Regions from separate parts of the Homo sapiens genome. Here regions 2 and 3 are each linked to region 1. Evidence: read pairs that join two places in POLR2A ChIA-PET (ENCODE). Cell type or tissue: OCI-LY7. All regions are shown on one strand. Each heading gives the region's core, and the rest is flanking DNA. Links, peaks and the distances in the headings are about the cores only. Region 1 overlaps ADAM19 (ADAM metallopeptidase domain 19). Region 2 overlaps SOX30 (SRY-box transcription factor 30). Region 3 overlaps NIPAL4 (NIPA like domain containing 4).

The links. Peaks named below come from ENCODE experiments on the same cell type or tissue, not always from the same donor. Only the 100,000 strongest peaks of a DNase experiment are listed, where the experiment ranks them.
Region 2: POLR2A ChIA-PET joins it to region 1 with 14 read pairs; 3 of 35 experiments call an interaction of 5 or more read pairs at or near these places.
Region 3: POLR2A ChIA-PET joins it to region 1 with 17 read pairs; 3 of 35 experiments call an interaction of 5 or more read pairs at or near these places.

The regions. Positions count from the first base shown.
Region 1 is chr5:157,567,620-157,574,503 of GRCh38, forward strand. ADAM19 (ADAM metallopeptidase domain 19) reads right to left here. Exons shown (of 23, transcript NM_033274.5): 2 at 3,276-3,361. Among named protein-coding and RNA genes, the nearest start is that of ADAM19, 4.7 kb to the right of the region's middle. RefSeq lists enhancers at 3,631-3,680, 3,861-3,980, 6,852-6,884 and a silencer at 3,942-4,236. In OCI-LY7, for the core only: no CTCF peak of the experiment used is centred there; DNase peaks (open chromatin) are centred at 3,342 and 3,822; H3K4me3 peaks cover 2,743 bases; H3K27ac peaks cover 3,042 bases.
Region 2 is chr5:157,628,089-157,634,972 of GRCh38, forward strand. The region is part of intron 4 of SOX30 (SRY-box transcription factor 30); the gene reads right to left. Among named protein-coding and RNA genes, the nearest start is that of SOX30, 21 kb to the right of the region's middle. In OCI-LY7, for the core only: no CTCF peak of the experiment used is centred there; no DNase peak of the experiment used is centred there.
Region 3 is chr5:157,469,366-157,474,365 of GRCh38, forward strand. It overlaps NIPAL4 (NIPA like domain containing 4), which reads left to right. Exons shown (of 6, transcript NM_001099287.2): 5 at 2,292-2,452; 6 at 2,967-5,000. The coding sequence ends at 3,595. Among named protein-coding and RNA genes, the nearest start is that of NIPAL4, 12 kb to the left of the region's middle. In OCI-LY7, for the core only: CTCF peaks have their summits at 121, 1,495, 2,544 (motif pointing left) and 2,746; a DNase peak (open chromatin) is centred at 2,576.

The sequences.
Region 1 (6,884 bases), core at 874-5,873:
AAACCCCATCTCTACTAAAAATACAAAATTAGCCAGGCATGGTGGCGCATGCCTGTAATCCCAGCTACTTGGGAGGCTGAGGCAGAAGAATCGCTTGAACCCAGGAGGCAGAGGTTGCGGTAAGCTGAGATCACGCCATTGCACTCCAGCCTAGGCAACAAGAGCGAAACTCCGTCTAAACAAAAAAAAAAAATAAAAAAGAAAGAAAGAAAGACGACACAGCAACAGAGCTACAGCAATTCCCTCATCCAAGAGGTAGGTAACCATGTGACTGCCCCCACAGAAAATGAATACTGCCCCAAATCAAAGCACTATCTTCCCCTCCCCCAAAGAGACACAAGCTGCAGCAGGAATAGTAATCTTTTTTTTTTTTTTAAACAGAGTCTCGCTCTGTCACCCAGGCTGCAGTGCAGTGACCCAATCTTGGCTCACTGCAAACTCCATCTCCAGGGTTCAAGCCATTCTCATGCTCAGCCTCCCAAGTAGCTGGGATTACAGGTGTGCACCACTGCGCCTGGCTAATCTTTGTAATTTTAGTAGACAGGGTTTCTCCATGTTGGCCAGGCTGGTCTTGAACTCCTGACCTCAGGTGATCCACCCATCTCGGCCTCTCAAGGTGCTGGGATTACAGGGCGTGAGCCACCATGCCCCGCCAGGAGTAGTAATCTTTATTTTTATGTGGGTGATCCAAAAATAATTCTCTCTATTCTGGAAGGTGCTCAGGCACTGATATTTAAAAAAGGATGTTCCCTTTTTCTATGGGGCATTTCAAGCAAAACAATGAAACTGCATTTTAAGGATCTATGAAGCTTTTCTGTCCGGCTCTACTGATGAGCTTTTCTGATGAAACTCCACTCTGTATTAAGAAGAGGCACCATCAGCTCTCCTCTCCTATGAAGTACAGTAAGCTGACCCACTATTTATACCTCTCCTAGGGATGGGTTAAAAATTCTTTCCCCTTCAGTCTAGATTAAATAGATCTTTAGCTCCATAGGGTATTGGAAATCTGTCCTATATTTGCATTCCCCCTAAGATCTAGTATAATATTTAGTATACAGTATAAGTATTCAGTTAATGTTTAATGAATGTGAGCTTTAAGTCAGTGATGAGAAAAAGAGAAGAAAAAAATGTTTAATGAGTGAATTAATTATATAAATGAGAATGAGAGGCCCAAGTGAAATCCAGCCTCTAGTCTCTCTCTCTTCAACATTCATTCATTTGTTCATTGAACAAATAGTTACGGTGCCAGGCACTATGCTGACTATTCCTACAGAATACAATGACCCATATGCTGGGCAGACAATGGTTGGGAACAAAGACAGGATCTGGTCCTCTGCTTTGTTCTCAGGCCCTTCCTGAGGATGCCCGGCATCCACATCTGGAGAGAACAAAGAAGCCTCTATAAAAAGTAGCAGGTCCATTCCTCAGGGGGTATGAATAGGTTGCAATACCCAAGATCTTAATTGTTAAAAGTAATCTGCTCTAGGATGACCATCCATTAATTTGTCGAGACTTTTCCTGAAGCTATTTTCAGCCTCTCCTACTTTTTGATGAAATGAATTCCATGCGTTTACTGCCTTTAGGACAAAATGTTACTTGCTTTTATTTGTCCTGATTTTTTTTTTTTTTTTTTTTTTGAGACAAGGTCTTGCATTGTCACTCAGACTGGAGGACAGTGATGCTGATGCGACTATATCTTACTATAACCTCAAACTCCTGGGCTCAGGCGATCGTCCCACCTCAGCCTTCAGAGTAGCTGGGACTACAGACACACACCCCTAGGTCTAGCTAATTTTCTTTTTTTTTTTTTTTTTTTTTTGTAGAGATAGGATCTCAGTATGGTGCCCCAGGCTGGTCTTAAATTCCTGGCCTCAAATGATCCTCCTGCCTCAGCCTCCCAAAGTGCTGGGATTACAGGCTTGAGCCATCGCACTTGGTCTGTCCTAAAATTTACACTGTTAGGTTCCCTTGGTAAATCCAAGTTGGAGCCTTTTTGGACATGTCTGTATTATCCTGGCCAGAGTTTCAAGGATCCTGGACATTGCTCCTTTCCATTTATCTTTCCAGATTCAACAGCCACAATGTCTGAAGTCTTTCCTGACACATCTCTTTCCTGCTATAATCTTGCTCCTATATGTTGCCCAATAAATCACAAATCATTTTAACCCAAAGAGATCTTAGAAAAAACCCCTCTCCCCAGCTTTCTTTTCTCCTTATTCTCTCTAAGCACTATTTTATAAATGAAGAAAATCTACCACTTCGCAAGTGGCAGGTCACATAGCTGGTTACTGGCACACAACAACCGCATCTTCCTTTCTTGCTCTTTCACGTCTCACTTGCTGGAAAAACCAAAACCACAGTGGGCCACAGTGGCTGACGCCTGTAATCCCAACACTTTGAGAGGACTACGTGGGCGGATCACTTGAGGTCAGGAGTTCGAGACCACCCTGGACAACATGGTGAAAACCCATCTCTACTAAAAATACAAAAATTAGCCTGGCTTCGCAGCACACACATGTAATCTCAGCTACTCCGGAAGCTAAGGCATGAGAATCGCTTGAACCTGCCAGGCGGAGCTCACAGTGAGCCGAGATCATGTCACTGCACTCCAGCCTGTGCGACAGAGTGAGACTCTGTCAAAACAAACAAACAAACAAAAAAACAAAAACAAAAAAACAAAAAACAAAAACCAGAACCACAAAGAATATCCTAAATGCTCAGGTCCTCTCTGCAAGAACAGGACAGTGTTTTTTGTTTTCTTCCCAATCTCTTTGATAAAGCCTATGTGTTTTCCTGGTGTTCTGGCCAGGGGAGCCTACTGGATTTTAAGATACATTCCCCAGTACTAGGTCTCTACGCTGCGTCTTATTAAAATAGTTTATAGTTTATATTATTATCTTTTTTCTCTCCAAGTACATTATTCCTTCAAGAAAATGAAGTATGTATTATGCAGAGCAAAAATAACAATGACAATATTTAATGAATTCCAATCAAGACTAAGTGATTTCTGTGACACCAACACATCTGCACTTAGCTTGTGTCAGCATTAATGTGAATTTTCATTTCCTCAACTAATAGCATTGGGAAGTGTTCTAGAAGTTTGTCATACAAGGAAGGAAAGTCCCATCTGTGATCTCCAAAATGGGCACCCAGAGGACAGAGTGGGCCAGAAACAGAACTAATGGTGATGACTGGGATTCTAAGAAAGTTGAGTAGGTAGCCCAAACCTCAGTTGTCAACTCCTGCCAGTGTAAATGAGGTCTTTTGAGTCTTACCTTTTCTCTCACGGGGCTTTCTGAAGTCTTCCACTGAGGTATGATAAGTTCATGCTGCAGCTTGGGGCTGCCTTCCTCACTTCCTCCTGCCAATACAAGATGCAAAACCATTGGAATCCCAGACCTCTATACCCCAGCTAAGCCACACATGCACTTTCTGTGAGCTGCCCCTGCACTGGGTCATTAGAAGACTTGCTGGATTTCAGGCTCTTGGCACTTCCTAGGAACTAGGCACTCTAGGTGTCGGTGATATTGTGGTAAATAGGACATATAAGGTCTCTGTACTTGTAAAGGTGGGAGACAGACAATGAACAAATGTTCTCACATGGTGCTAAGTACCCTGAATAAAATAAGTTGGGGTCATGGAGTAAAGAGACATCTATCAGGAGGTGCCTATTTGAAACAGGATGATCAGCATAGATGGCATTTGAGTCCTGAGGAGCCAGAAGGCAGCCATGCAAAAACGTGGGGGAAGAGTGCCCCAGGTAGAGGAAACAGCAAGTGCAATGGCCCTGCCTGAGCAGAAGTGAACTTGGCCTGTTGAAGGAACAAGCATAAGGTAGGGGTAGCTAGTAAATGAAAGAGGAAGTTGGTATGAGATGTGGTCAGCAAGACAGCCATGGGTCTGATAATGCAGAGACCACGGAGAGTGTCTGGATTTTCTTATAAATAGACTTGGAAGGCACTGGGTGTTTTAAATACAGAGCAATATGATCTGTGTTAAGTTTAAAAAAGATCACTCTGCCTGCGTGGTGGAGAATGGGGGTGGGGTGAGGCAGAGCGGCGAGAGTGAGAGCAGAAGCAGGAAGGCCAGGCTAGAGATATGCTGGAGCCCTGGTGAGAGATGATGGTGGCTCAGATTAGAATGACATCAGTGGAGAGGAATGAAGCGGTGGGATTCTGGGCATATTCTGGAGGTCAAGCCCATGAATACTGCTCCCATGGAGCTTTAGTTTTCTTGCCTGTAAAATGAAGACAAAGATGCTACCTGCCCATCTCACAGCTTTATTGTGAAGAGTCAATATGAAATTGCCTCCTACTCCGCAGAGCATCACTGCATCAAGTTACATTAATTGGAGCTTCCTAATGGCAAGTTTACATTTGTATTCCACTTTCTACTTCCCAAATCACTCTCCCAAACCAGTTCTCCTTCATGCTCAAGGCAACCCTGGGAAGTAGGAAGTAGGAGTCCTGTTTTTTTTTTCTTTTGAGACGGAGTCTCGCTTTGTCGCCCAGGCTGGAGTGCAGTGGTGTGATCTCGGCTCACTGCAAGCTCCGCCTTCCGGGTTCATGCCATTCTCCTGCCTCAGCCTCCCGAGTAGCTGGGACTACAGGCACCCGCCACCACACCCGGCTAATTTTTTTGTATTTTTACTAGAGACTGGGAGGAGTCCTGTTTTGCAAGAAAGAGAATTTAAACTATAGGAGAGATTTGTTCAGGGCGCTGCAGAACTCAAATACTGGCGGCAGACTATCTTAACAAAATGGTAATTTCCCGACACCTAAACAGACTGGTCTCCGTAGTGTTCCTGGGAATGGGGCTGAGGACTCCAAAATCTATTCTGTCTAAACTAACTACATCAATCATACAGAATATGAATGATAAAAAGATGGCCATAGTTGTTCTGTTAGAGTGGTGATTATGAGTAATTATTAACATTCTCTTCAGAATACCGATATAATGCACTTGCAGTCAACATAGATTTTAAAAATAATCTTATTGGACCAACACCAATTCATCAGACAGGCAAATATTAGAAACAATGCATTCATATATTTATCAAATATTTTCTGAGTACTTAACTATGTGCCAAGTACTATGCTATGAATAGGTGCTTAATATTCATGGAGGAACAAGACAAGCATACTGCAGGACAGGAACGGTGGCTCACAACCTGTAATCTCAGCACTTTGGAGGTCCGAGGTGGGCGGATCACCTGAAGTCAGGAGTTTGAGACTAGCCTGGCCAACAAGGTGAAACCCTGTCTCTACTAAAAATATGAAAATTAGCTGGGTGTGGTGGCGCATGCCTGTAATCCCAGCTACTCAGGAGGCTGAGGCACGAGAATCCCTTGAATCTGGGAGGCCAAGATTGCGCCAGTGCACTCCAGCCTGAGTGACAGAGCAAGACTCCATCTCAGAAATAAAAAAAAGACAAGCATCGCTCTTGCCCTGGTGGCTCTGATAAGTCTATATTATTTTAAACAAAAAGGAATTCTATAATATTTAATGGAGCATTTAATGGAATTAAATGATATCTACGATTGTAAAAAAATAGTGAAAGCAATCTAAAATCTCACCAAAAGAGGAACATAGTACATGTTAAGAAAAGGTCTCCAAAACTTGGAAATAAGGCAAGAGCAAGCAAGATGTCTTCTCAATGTTGTATCAGAGCATTGTTTAACAGACTCACCCATGGATTACTGCATTATCTAGGGGAATGTACCATTGACTTTTTATTTACCATTGATTAAAAGCTACACTCTGTGAAGTTATATAATCTATATATATCTATAGAATTCTGTCTGACAGAGATGTAAGTGATTTCAGCATAGTAAAAAGATAACCTGGCCAGGCACAATGGCTCACGCCTGTAATCCTAGCACTTTAGGAGGCCGAGGCGGGCGGATCACCTGAGGTCAGGAATTTGAGACTAGCCTGGCCAACATGGTGAAACCCCGTCTCTACTAAAAATACAAAAACTAGCCGGGTGTGGTGGCACATGCCAATAAGCCCAGCTACTCAGGAGGCTGAGGCAGGAGAATAGCTTGAACCCAGGAAGCAGAGACTGCAGTGAGCCCAGATCGTGCCACTGCATGCCAGCCTGGGCAACAGATAGAGACTCTGAAAAAAAAAAAAAGAAAGAAAAGAAGGAATGAAGGAAGGAAATTAAAAAAGAAAGATAACCAAGAATTATGGTTTGCTTCATGGGGCATCCACCATTTCTGCATCTGCCCTGGGCCACATGATTTCAACATTCTTTCTCCAATGCTTGTATCACCCCTTTCTAATGCTCCCTGAATCAGCTTTACTCTCCTGTTTGCTACCTCATTAATGAGTTGAATAAATCTTGGCCACATTTGTATGAGTCGTGTTTTTAACTTTTGAAAACTTTGTATAGAGTCATTAAAATCATGTTTTACAGAGAATTTGATGATGTGGAAAACGCTCATGGTGTGAAGTGAAAAACGCAAGACACGAAACTGTACTTATGGGTATGGTTCCAATTTTATCAATATATATCCATAGGAACACACAAAGAATGTGGAGGGGAAAAAAAACAAAATATCAACAGCAACTGTGGATTTGGGGGTTGCAGATCATTTTCTTTTACACTTTTCGTTATTTCCCAGATATTCTACAGCAAGTGTTCTCCAAGGACTCAAAACTCAGAGAAGGCGCCTGTGCTAGGAGCAGTAACTAGCTTTCCTTGTCTTTCTTCATGCTTTTCTCCTGCACTAAGCACTGACACAGGCCTGGTGCTACCCTAGAACCTCCTCTGTGCCTCAGTTTCCCCTTCGGAACAACAGCTCAAAGGGCGGTTCCTTTGAGCCCTTTGGGAGGACCGCCCGACCTCGGCCCCTGGAAGTTCCGAACTGTCGGAAGAGC
Region 2 (6,884 bases), core at 848-5,847, 60 kb after region 1:
AGGATCGTTTGAGCCCAGGAGTTTGAAGCCAGCCTGGGCAATATAGTGAGACCCCCATCTCAAAAAAAAATTTTTTTAAAAAAGATTATACCTCAAAAATTCTGCTACTCAAACCCATTTGTCAATTGTTTTTAAGTATTATTCTCTCTTTCAAAGGCATAGAGCAGGAATTATAGGAAGAGGTAGAGTCCAACCATCTAGTGACAGATAACATAAACATAATGACCATACTCATCGGCAAAACCCATGGCAAGTTAAGTGTTTCATTTCTGGCCTTCACACACACACACACACACACACACACACACACACACACACAGAGTCAACTTTGTTACCTTACTTTTAAAAACCTAAGTATGACAGACATACTAGACTATTATCTCAAACTCTGAAACTATGCCCTACCCCCAAATCTTCAAGTGCTAGGTACCTTGCTCATGTTAATTATAACAAATGAGGTAAAGTTTCTAAAATTTTTCAGGTTTCCATGCCTACTGCCACTCTTAGTTCGGGCATTTTAAATTTAATACACATGTCCTGAATACACTGTGCTTCTTTTTTTTTTTTTTTTGAGACAGAGTCTCGCTCTGTCACCCAGGCTGGAGTGCAGTGGCATGAATTTGGCTCACTGCAACCTCCGCCTCCCAGGTTCAAGCAATTCTCCTGCCTCAGCCTACCGAGTAGCTAGGATTACAGGTGCCCGCCACCATGTCCGGCTAATTTTTGTATTTTAGTAGAGATGGGGTTTCACCATGTTGGCCAGTCTGGTCTCGAAATTCTGACCTCAGGTGATCCGCCCGCCTCAGCCTCCCAAAGTGCTGGGATTATGAGTGTGAGCCACCGTGCACGGCCAAATACACTGTGCTTCTGGCTAGCACAGCTTTGCTCATATAGCAGGTCTCTCTATCCATTGAATTCCACAGATAATTCAGGGATGAAAAGAGGCTGACTATGGGTACAAACATACAGTTAGATAGAAGATGTAAGTTCTAATGTTCAGTAGCACAGTAGGGTGCCTATAGTTAGCAACAATGTCTGGTGTATTTCAAAGTAGCTATAAGAGAGGACTAAAAATGTTCCCAATATACAGAAATGATAATCAAGGTGACAGATAACCCAAATACCCTGACTTGATCATTACACATTTTATACATATTTATGACAAGTACCCCATAAATACGTAAAATGTTATATATCAATAAAATAAAAATCTATCCCTTCCACAAAGCCTTCATTTCAGCTAGAAATAATTCACCCAACAACTGTCTTTTTCAGGACTCAATGTAGGCAAGACGCTATGTAAGGCTTGGTAGATAATTTTTTAAAAAACATAAAATCTAGGTATATATTAGACATGTGCTAAAGTCTATAACGCCAGCATTATAGTGACTATTTTGGTGTGGTAAAGACGAGTTCGTGTTATATTCAGAGAACAAAAAGATCAATTAAGACAAAGGCAATCCTAGAAGGTTACATGAGTGAAAGCAAAAAACTATAAAAGCATCATGGTGTAGGGGGAAAAACATTAATTAGAATAGTCCAAATAATAATATTATCCAATATGTAAGCATTTACTATTTTTTAGGCATTGGCCAAGGAGTGTATATGTTATTTCAATATAACACTGAACAACACTCAGAACGACCCTAAGACACAGACACTATAAATATCTCCACTGTACAGATGAGGAAATGGAGCTTTAAAAAGGTTAAGTAACTCGCTCAAAGTGATATAATTAGTAAGTGGTAGACAGAATCAGGCAATTTGACTCCAGAACTTGTTCTCCTAACTACCATGCCGCCCTACCCAGGCTCTAGTTCTAGCTATGCCACATAAGAATCTGGTAAACTTAAGTAAATCTTACTTTATCTGATCCTTGTATCCTTCTTATATAAAATAGGGATAACAATGTCTGTTCTGTCAACCTAAAAGGTCTGTCATAAGGAACAGGAGAATATAAGTGATGGAAACTAGAAACACTATTTCAATGTATGATTGGTAAGTCTTATAAGAAGTTACTGCAATTTTTAGCTTGAGGATTTGTATTTGGTTCTTTTTTAATTTCTATCTCCTTATTGATATGATCTATTTGGTGAAACACTGTTCTCCTGGTTTCCTTTAGTTCTTTGTCCATGGTTTCCTTTAGTTCCTTGAGCATATTTAAAACAGCTGATTTAAACTGTCTATTAAGTCCAATGTCTCAGCTTCCTTGGGGATAGTTACTATTAATATTATTTCCTTGTGAATGCCCTACTTTCTTGTTTCTTTGCATGTCTTGTAACTTTTTTGTTGAAAACTGGATGTTTTGAATATTATAATGTGATGCCACTAGAAATCAAATTCTTTCCCTTATCCAAGGTTTGTTGTTGTTGCTTGTTTGGGGTTGTAGTTGTTTATTTGGTTTTCTAGAGTATTTTTGTAAAGACCGTATTCTTTGTTATGCATGGTCATTGAAATCTCTGTTCAATTAGCTTAGCGGTCAGAAATTTGATAGAGATTTCCTTAAAAACCTAGAAACAAAAACAAAACAAAACATATTTTCCTGGTCTTTACAGATTGGCTTTGAACTGGGGCACTCCTTAAATACTTAGCCAGGCTATTTTCAGTTCTGCCTTAGTCTTTACTTCCTGCTTATACAGAGCCTACAGATCAGTTAGAGTTAAAAGCTTGGGGTCTTTTTGTGTATTTTCTGAACATGGGTCTAGCTCTGGATATGTGTGTGGCCTTCTGGATTTCCCATTTATATATATACATTATATATATATTATATATTTTTATATATATATATACAATATATATAATTTTATATATATAAAAAATATATAATATCTATATTATATATTATATATATATACTATATATATTGTATATATATACACTATATATTTTTATATATATACTATATATATTTTTTATATATATACTATATATTTTATATATATATACAATATATATATTTTATATATATATATATATATATACACACAATATATGTATTTTATATATGTAATTTAAGAGATGGGGTTTTGCTGTCACCCAGGCCAGAATGCAGTGGTATGATCATAGCTCACTACAGTCTCAAATTCCTGGGCTCAAGCAATCTTCCTGCCTCAGCCTCCCAAGTACCTGAGACTACAGGTACACCACCACACCCAGCAACTTCCAGAGACTTGAATGATTGGTTTTTAAAAATAGTTTTCACCACTTACACTTGTTTGCTAGAGACTGGGTCCACAGAGCTCCCTGTGCTGCCATCTCAAAAATGAACCGTACTCTCACTTACCTTTTTAATTATTTGATTCTATTTCTATTCTTGAGCTTTGCTCTTGGGTGCAGTTAAATTACTTAAAAACAAGTTGGTCCTTTCAGGTCTTGCTTTTAAGAATTTTGAGCTGGGCGCGGTGGCTCACGCCTGTAATCCCAGCACCTTGGGAGGCCGAGGCGTGTGGATCACCTGAGGTCAGGAGTTTGAGACCACCCTGGTCAACATGGTGAAACCCCGTCTCTACTAAAAATACAAAAATAAGCCGGGCATGGTGGTGCGGCCTGTAGTCCCAGCTACTCCAGAGGCTGAGGGCAGGAGAATTGCTTGCTCGAACCCGGGAGGCTGAGGTTGCAGTGAGCCAAGATCGTGCCACTGCACTCCAGCCTGGGTAACAGAGTGGGAACTCGTCTCAAAAAAAAAAAAAAAAAAATTAGAGCACAATGGCTCATGCCTGTTAATTCCAGCACTTTGGGAGGCCAGGAGTTTGAAAACAGCCTAGGCAACAAAGTGAGGCCCTGTCTCTACAAAAACATGAGAATATTAGCTGGGCATGGTGGTGCACACCTGTAGTCCCAGTTATTCAGGAGGCTGAGAAAGAAGGATCACTTAGGCCCAGGAGTTCGAGGCTGCAATGAGCTATGATCATGCCACTGCACTCCAGCCTGGGTGACACAGCAAGACCCACCCCGTAACTAAAAAAAAAAAAAAAAAAAAAAAAAAAAAGAATTTTTAGTTGTGACCATTGCAACATTTGGGCTAAGGCTATCTGAAGCAAGACCCTTCTGAGTACCCAATGTTCTGTGCCCCATAGAAGTTTTCCAATCTAGTTGGTGGGACTATTCACAGCACTGTGTTAGTGCATGATTGCCAGATATTGTTTTCTCTGATCCTTTCAGGTGGTTCTTTCACTGCCTTGGGTTGTTTCTTCACAAGGATGCACTAATTAGTACTTCACCGAATACTCAAGAGGGACCCTACACAGTCATCTGGAGTTCCCTCTGTGCGTAGCTCTCTTTTCTCTGGTACTCTATCCTGAAAAGTCTAGCTAATTAGGTCTCATTGGATTTCCAGTAGAGACGGGTGAAACCCCATCTGTACTAAAAATATAAAATTAGCTGGACGTGGTGGTGGGCACCTGTAATCCCAGCTACTCGGGAGGCTGAGGCAGGAGAATCACTTGAACCCTGGAGGCAGTGCAGTGAGCCGAGATCGTGGCATTACACTCCAGCCTGGGCAAAAAGAGCGAAACTCCATCTCAAAAAGAAAAAGAAATGTCTGCATCCAGTGGACAGGGTGATTTTAGACTCTGAACCAATGTGTGAAACACCTTGGGAATTTTATTTCTAATGAAAATCACATAGAGCCCTGAGTAAAAACAAGATTCTTTCTGTGCTTTACCTGGATCAACGACAAAAATTTTATATTCCTTTTATCAAGGTTAAGAAGTCCTTCCAGCCAGGTGTGGTGGCTCACGCCTGTAATCCCAACACTCTGGGAGGCTAAGGCAGGCAGATCACTTAAGGCCAGGAGTTCAAGACCAGCCTGACTAACATGGCAAAACTCAGTCTCCACTAAAAATACAAAAATTAGCCAGGCATGGTAGCATGTACCTGTAATCCTAGCTACTCAGGAGGCTGAGGCACGAGAATCGCTTGAACCCCAGAGGCAGAGGCTGCAGAACCCCAGTCTGGCAGACAGAGCAAGACTCTCAAAAAAACAAAAAAAAGAAAAATTCCTTCCAGGGTCTTGGCTTTATAAAGAGGTTTTAGTTTCAGTACCTATCCCCACCTTGAACAGGGGAGCAGAGCAGGGTCAAGACCTCATCTTTTTTCCCTTCACAGACATTAAAACTCAAGTTTAGGGTTTTTTCTGTTTTTGTTTTTGTTTTAGAGACAGGATCACAATTTGTTGCCAAGACTGGCCTCGAACTCCACCTCAGCCTCCCAAGTAGCTGGGACTACAGGTGCATGACAGCACATCGAGCTTAAAACCCAAGTTTATAACCAATGAAACTATTTCTGAATCTGAAAATCATCTCCAGGACCACTACAACTAGTTTTTAACTTGTTGATCATTTTGGCACATGGTGAGTTCCTTGCTGGGGAGTTCAGGTAGGTATTAAATTGTTCATATTTAAATTTAACATTTCTAGGTAGTTACAGCAGAAGGTATTCTATGTTAACTAAGTCTATCATGTTTTGGGACTGTTAGTTTCCCTCCTCCATAAGTTTAGGCAAAAGTTTGTATATGTATGCAGATATGCATTATTATGGAAGAAGTCCATAACTTCAATCAAATTCTCAAATGGGTCTCTGACCCAAACAAAGGTTAAAGAGAATTGCTTTTAACCTTTGATTCATTTGCCTAAAATTTTACAATTTAGATGCTATTTCTACAAATCCAGGAATTCTTTGAACTTACTTTCCCTACAATATATCTGAGTGTATTTTCCATATATTTCAAGATAGTAAATCCCCATTTGTCTTCATATCTTTTCTTTATCCCTACTTACATAGATTTTAAACACATTTTTTACCCAATGGCCAACAGAATGAAGATACTATGTATCTCCCTTGAATGTGAAAGCCCAATATACTGCAAGAAGAAGGAAGAGGAAGGGGTAGGGAGAAAAGAACTAGTCTGAAGAATTAATGTAGTACACAGAAAGAGAGCATTTTGACAAACACAATATGATGATGGTTAAGATCTGAAGGCAGGAATAAGATGTTAGCCCCAGAGAGGGGGAGCAGCACTTCTGAGTGTCCATCTGTTTTGTAAAATGACTCCTTGATTAAACCACCTAGCCTACTTGATTTTTACTCTACATACACAGGGCAAAGTGAACTGCGTAGCGAAAAGAAACACTTTTTGGTTTTTTGAGACATGGTCTCACTCTGGTGCCCAGGTTGGAGTGCAGTGGCATGATCTTGGCTCACTGCAGCCTTCACCTCCCAGGCTCAAGTGATCCTCCCACCTTAGCTTCCTGAGTAGCTGGGACTACAGGCACATGCCACCACGACCAGCTAATTAAAAAAATTTTGGGGGTAGAGACAAGGTCTCACTAAATTGCCCAGGCTGGTCTCAAACTCCTGGGCCCAACAGATTCTCTCTCCTTGGCCTCCCAAAGTGTGTTGGGATTACAGGCGTGAGCCACCACGCCCAGCCAAAATTTTTAATAGTGAATAATCATAAATATATACATATATACACAAAATATGTATATATAAGTATATCTCAAATGTCCATTACAATTCTAACATTGAAATAGTTGGAAAATTCCACATATAAATAACTAGAGTAGGAAGGAAATATATATATAGTTTCACTCTTGTTGCCCAGGCTGGAGTGCAGGGGTGTGATCTTGGTTCACTGCAACCTCTGCCTCCCAAGTTCAAGCGATTCTCCTGCCTCAAGCTCCCGAATAGCTGGGATTACAGGTGCCCACCACCACACTTGGCTAATTTTTGTATTTTTAGTAGAGACAGGGTTTCATCATGTTCACCAGGCTGGTCTCAAACACCTGACCTCAGGTGATCTGCCCGCCTCGGCCTCCCAAAGTGCTGGGATTACAGGCGTGAGCCACTGCATCTGCCCAGAAATATTCCTTACAGAAAATTCC
Region 3 (5,000 bases), core at 1-5,000, 99 kb before region 1:
TAGTAGGGGCTTAGTATGTGCTGAACATTCTGAATGTATCATGCATATTAACTCATTTAATTTTCACAGCATCCCTAGCTGAGCCCAACAGAGGTTAAGCAACTTGGCCAAAGTTACCAGCTTCTAAGAGGCCAGGCCAGGATTCTAACCCAGGCAGTCTTAATTCCAGAGTCAGTGGGCTTAATTGCTATGCCACATTGCCTCTCAAGTAAACACTCAACAAATGTTTGATAGTTTTAAAAATAATTGATACTAAATGTCTGTGCTTCCCACTGCCCCTAGTCCCCCTGAGCTACAAACACAGAGCCAGCTCCTCTGTGGGGGTCCTGGAGCCCTATTTGAAGGAGACTCTGATTGTTGGCGTAACCTTGGAACGCCGGTAAATTGTAGCAGACCACACCCAGTACCCATCATTTGTTTTACCATCTTGATGAAAATTTTGCAACATTTACACACTCAAAAAACAAATAGAACTCATGCTGTACAACTCGCCTGATTCATGCTGTATAACTGGCCTAACACAGCTGATGTAGCTGTGGTACCATAATTGCATATCTGATTAGTTTGCAAATTCCTACCCGGGGGAAGTTGGGAGAGCCATAAAATCCTCCAGTGTGTGGCCCCTGCCTGCATGAATAATCTCTTGAATGGGACATTGCGGCCAAAATATTTTTGGTAGTTTCAGAGGAAAGACGGAAGACAGACAAGAGAGCTTAGATATCAATCTCCTCTCTCCTGACAACTTGAACCAGGATTTTTAAGGCTAAAAATAGCCAATGTCCTGAGATAGCCAATAGGTTTTTACCCTAAACTAAGCCACCTTCATGAAGAGACAGAAGCATGCCCCCGTGATTATACGAGGCTTGCCTGTGATTTTTTTTCCCTTCCTCTCTTGCTTCTGCTGGCTCGCCTCGAGGATATGAGGGGAATAGAAATCATGTCACCACGGTGCAGCAAGGAACTGGAGATAATTTGCCCAGAAATTGAAGACTCAGGGAAGTCACAAGGATCCTCTTCAACGAGGCATAGAAGAAAACCCATGAGCTTTATAATTAGAAAGGACTCGAGCTCAATTCCTGGTTCCACTACTTGCTAGTCATTTGACCTTGCCAAGTCATTTTAACTTCTTTGAGATTCAGTCTTCTCATTTATCAACTGGAGATAGTATATTTCACTTTGCAAAGAGTTATGAGATGCTAGTGTGATAGACGGGAAGTTCCTAGCACCATACATAGTAGGTAATAAATGCCTAAGACATGGTACCTGTGATTGTCACTGAGGTTGTTTACACTGGCTTATACAAATGAAATAATAGGTGTGTTATGAATGACCCGAGGAGCAGAGATAGAGCAAAAAATAGAAATTACCAGAAGGCATATTTTTGGTAAATGATTAGAGCAAACCTACAATGGCCTCATTTGGCTTGTGAAGGGGTGGGCTCCCTGCCACCAGAGGTATCTATAAGCCAAAGCTGAGAGCCATCTGTTGGCAGTGCTAAGAGAGGATGTGTCCATTGGGAAGGCAGTTAGACAAGAGCATTTTGAAGTGTTCTTCCAACTCTTCTGTTTGGGAATACTTTCAGTCTCTAAAATGGAAGAAATTCACCTGCATTTCTATTCCTCCAGCAAATATTGTAACACTCCCAGAAATGAGTTTCTATATCAAACATTTTTTGGCCCCAGCTCAGGAGGACTGGGGGCAGTGGGAAGCACAGATATTTCGTATGAACTGTTTTTAAAACTATCAGACATTTGATGAGGGTTTATTTCAGTGGCAATGTGGCATAGCAGTTAAGCCCCCTGACTCTGGAATTAGACTGCCTGGGTTAGAATTCCAGCCTGGCCTCTTAGAACCTGGTGACCCTGGCCAAGTTGCTTAACCTCTCTTGGCCTCAGCTAGGGATGCTGTGAGGATTAAATGAGTTAATATGCGGGATACATTCAGAATGTTCAGCACATACTAAGCCCTCCATATGTGACAGCTGTGTTTATTCTTCAGTACCAGCTCTGTACTGTGCATTTTCTGTGCATTATCTCATTTAGTTCCTGAGAACAATGTCTCCCGTGGATATTATTAGCATCCCCATTTTGCAGATGGGGACAATGAGGCTTAGGGAGGTCACATGATTTGCCCATGGTAACGTAAGTTTTTTTGGAAGAAAACCTTCCACGTGAGAAACTAGTGAGTTCTGATCTGTTGTTCTCTGTGAGTGCTTGCTCAGGCCCCATTTTCTTTGGGACTCTGGGACAGGCATGGCTGCTCTAATCCCCTTCTCCCATTTCCACGTGCAGTGCCATCCTCTCCTCATATTTCCTGAGGGAGAGTCTGAACCTGCTGGGGAAGCTGGGCTGTGTGATCTGTGTGGCCGGAAGCACAGTGATGGTGATACATGCTCCTGAGGAAGAGAAGGTCACTACCATCATGGAGATGGCTTCCAAGATGAAAGACACAGGTAGACTCCAAGCCCCTGAAGAGCAGGAAAATACTGGAGGTTGAACACCCCCTACTACCCCACAAAAGGTCAGGTTGGGTTCTGACCACCTCAGGTGCTGCCACCTAGAGGAGAAGGCAAGCTAAAGAAGAAATGTTAATGGGCTGGTACTTGTTAGCAAGGCTAGCTTAAAGGCTTCCTGGCCTGATATGTATGGGTACCATTAATAAGTGTTTATTATGTGCCAGGCACTGTTATGAATGCTTTATATACATTATCTCACTGAATCCCACAGAACAGCTTTATGAGGATGATCCTATTGTTGGTCCTCTTTTACAAATGGGGAAACTGAGTTTTTGGGGGTTTAAAAACCTAACCAAGTTATTAGGAAGTCATGAAGCTGGGACTGGAACCCGGGTTTGTCTGACTCTAGAGCCCACGATCTTAATGCTACCTCCCACTGCCATGAGTCTGGGCCCTAGACATTGCCTGCACCCTCCACAGCCAAGTGATCCTTCTCTCTCTCCTCCCAAAGGGTTCATCGTGTTTGCTGTGCTTCTGCTGGTGTCATGCCTCATCCTCATCTTTGTCATTGCCCCACGTTACGGGCAAAGGAATATCCTCATCTACATCATCATCTGCTCTGTGATCGGGGCCTTCTCTGTGGCTGCTGTCAAGGGGCTGGGCATCACCATCAAGAACTTCTTCCAGGGGCTGCCAGTTGTCCGGCACCCGCTCCCCTACATCCTGTCCCTCATCCTGGCACTGTCCCTCAGCACTCAGGTCAACTTCCTCAACAGAGCACTGGACATTTTCAACACTTCCCTGGTGTTCCCCATCTACTACGTGTTCTTCACCACGGTGGTCGTTACCTCGTCCATCATCCTCTTCAAGGAGTGGTACAGCATGTCTGCTGTGGACATTGCAGGCACCCTCTCGGGCTTTGTCACCATCATCTTGGGCGTGTTCATGCTGCATGCTTTCAAAGACCTGGACATCAGCTGCGCCAGCTTGCCCCACATGCACAAAAACCCACCCCCTTCTCCCGCCCCGGAACCCACTGTTATTAGACTGGAAGACAAGAACGTCCTTGTGGACAATATAGAACTTGCCAGCACCTCATCACCAGAAGAGAAACCCAAAGTATTTATAATCCATTCCTGAAGCTTGGAATATGTGAGTGAGAGGATGAGTCCGATGGTACAGCCTGCCCTCCCAATTTCAAAACCACCTGGTTATTTTCCAGTGCAACTGTTACCAATGGGCTCTCTTTTCTTGAGAAGTTCATTTATACCTCATCACTGTTTCCAGGAGAAAAATCTTTACCCAAATAGCAATGGTGGCAGAACTTCCTGGAAACAGATTCAGTGACCAAATACCCAAGTTTACATCAGTGCCTGCAGGTTCCCTGGACCTTCCTTCTCATTCATTCTTTCGGTGCCATCTCTATGCCGTTGGGAAGAAGATGGAGTCTGACCCACTGAATGTAGCACAGTCCAAGGACTTCTCTAAGATATTGGTCATTGGAAGTTCCTTCACACCAATTCTCCTCCTGAGACGGAATCTCCGTTGTTGTTGTTGTTGTTGTTTTCTAGCCCAAGGATGACATAGAGCTGGCTCCCAGAGGCCCACAGAGCAATTGGCCATGCCTCCCTATCCAGAGCTGACAGGGACACAACCAGTGTAAAATATCCTGTTGCCTTTGTCACTTCCTCTTTGGAGGCAGAAGCAAGACCTCAGCTGACCTTCTTACTGTGAAAGCCACTTGATGTCTCAGGGAAAAATTTCAACCAGCTCATTCCCCGAGCACTCCAGCCTGGCAGTCAGCACCTCGGCATCCACCCAGTCCATCCCACCATCACCCCTTCCCCCTCTACTTACATCCTAAGGAGTCGGTCACTGAGACATAAAGGCAGTAATCGCAGAACTGGAAACAAAACAATAATAGAGCCACAGCCAAACTCTGGTGGCCAAACCCAGTGTTGCATTTTGTCTTACTCTGAAAGAAGAACAGCAAATTCACTGCTTCAAAGTGGCCTGGCTGCCAAGCTAGAATTTGGCAGAACGCACTTTACTATTCCTCAAGGAGTCAACCAACCTATGATCTGGGGAGGTGGGAAGAGGATGAGGAGCAAAGTTGGGATTTGGCAGAAGGCAGTCCCAGGCTCTCTGGATACTAGGGGCTAACTTTTGTGTTGACTCTGGTGCTCATCTGGGAACTTAGGAGAAACGAGCTCAGGGGTAATTTCTGGGTTGCAGCCTTAAAGGCTTGGACAGCTGTGAATCTCAATGGCCAACTGGAGGTGCAGACTTGGCATGGGGTGCATTCTAGCTGTTGACCAGATTGCTACCGAGTCCCCTCCTCCACTGATGAGCTGCCCACACTGGGAAGCAGCATGCCCTGACTGTTCCAACACCACCTGCTATGGGGAGTACCTTTGGTCCCCTCACATTTGGCCAGAGGCATACAAAAAACCAGAGCAGCTGGAGAGGGAGATAATTACTATTCCTTCCCTTCCTATCTCCTTTCTAGCCACAAGAGTGTGGGGGTTGGAGAAGAACCATTAGA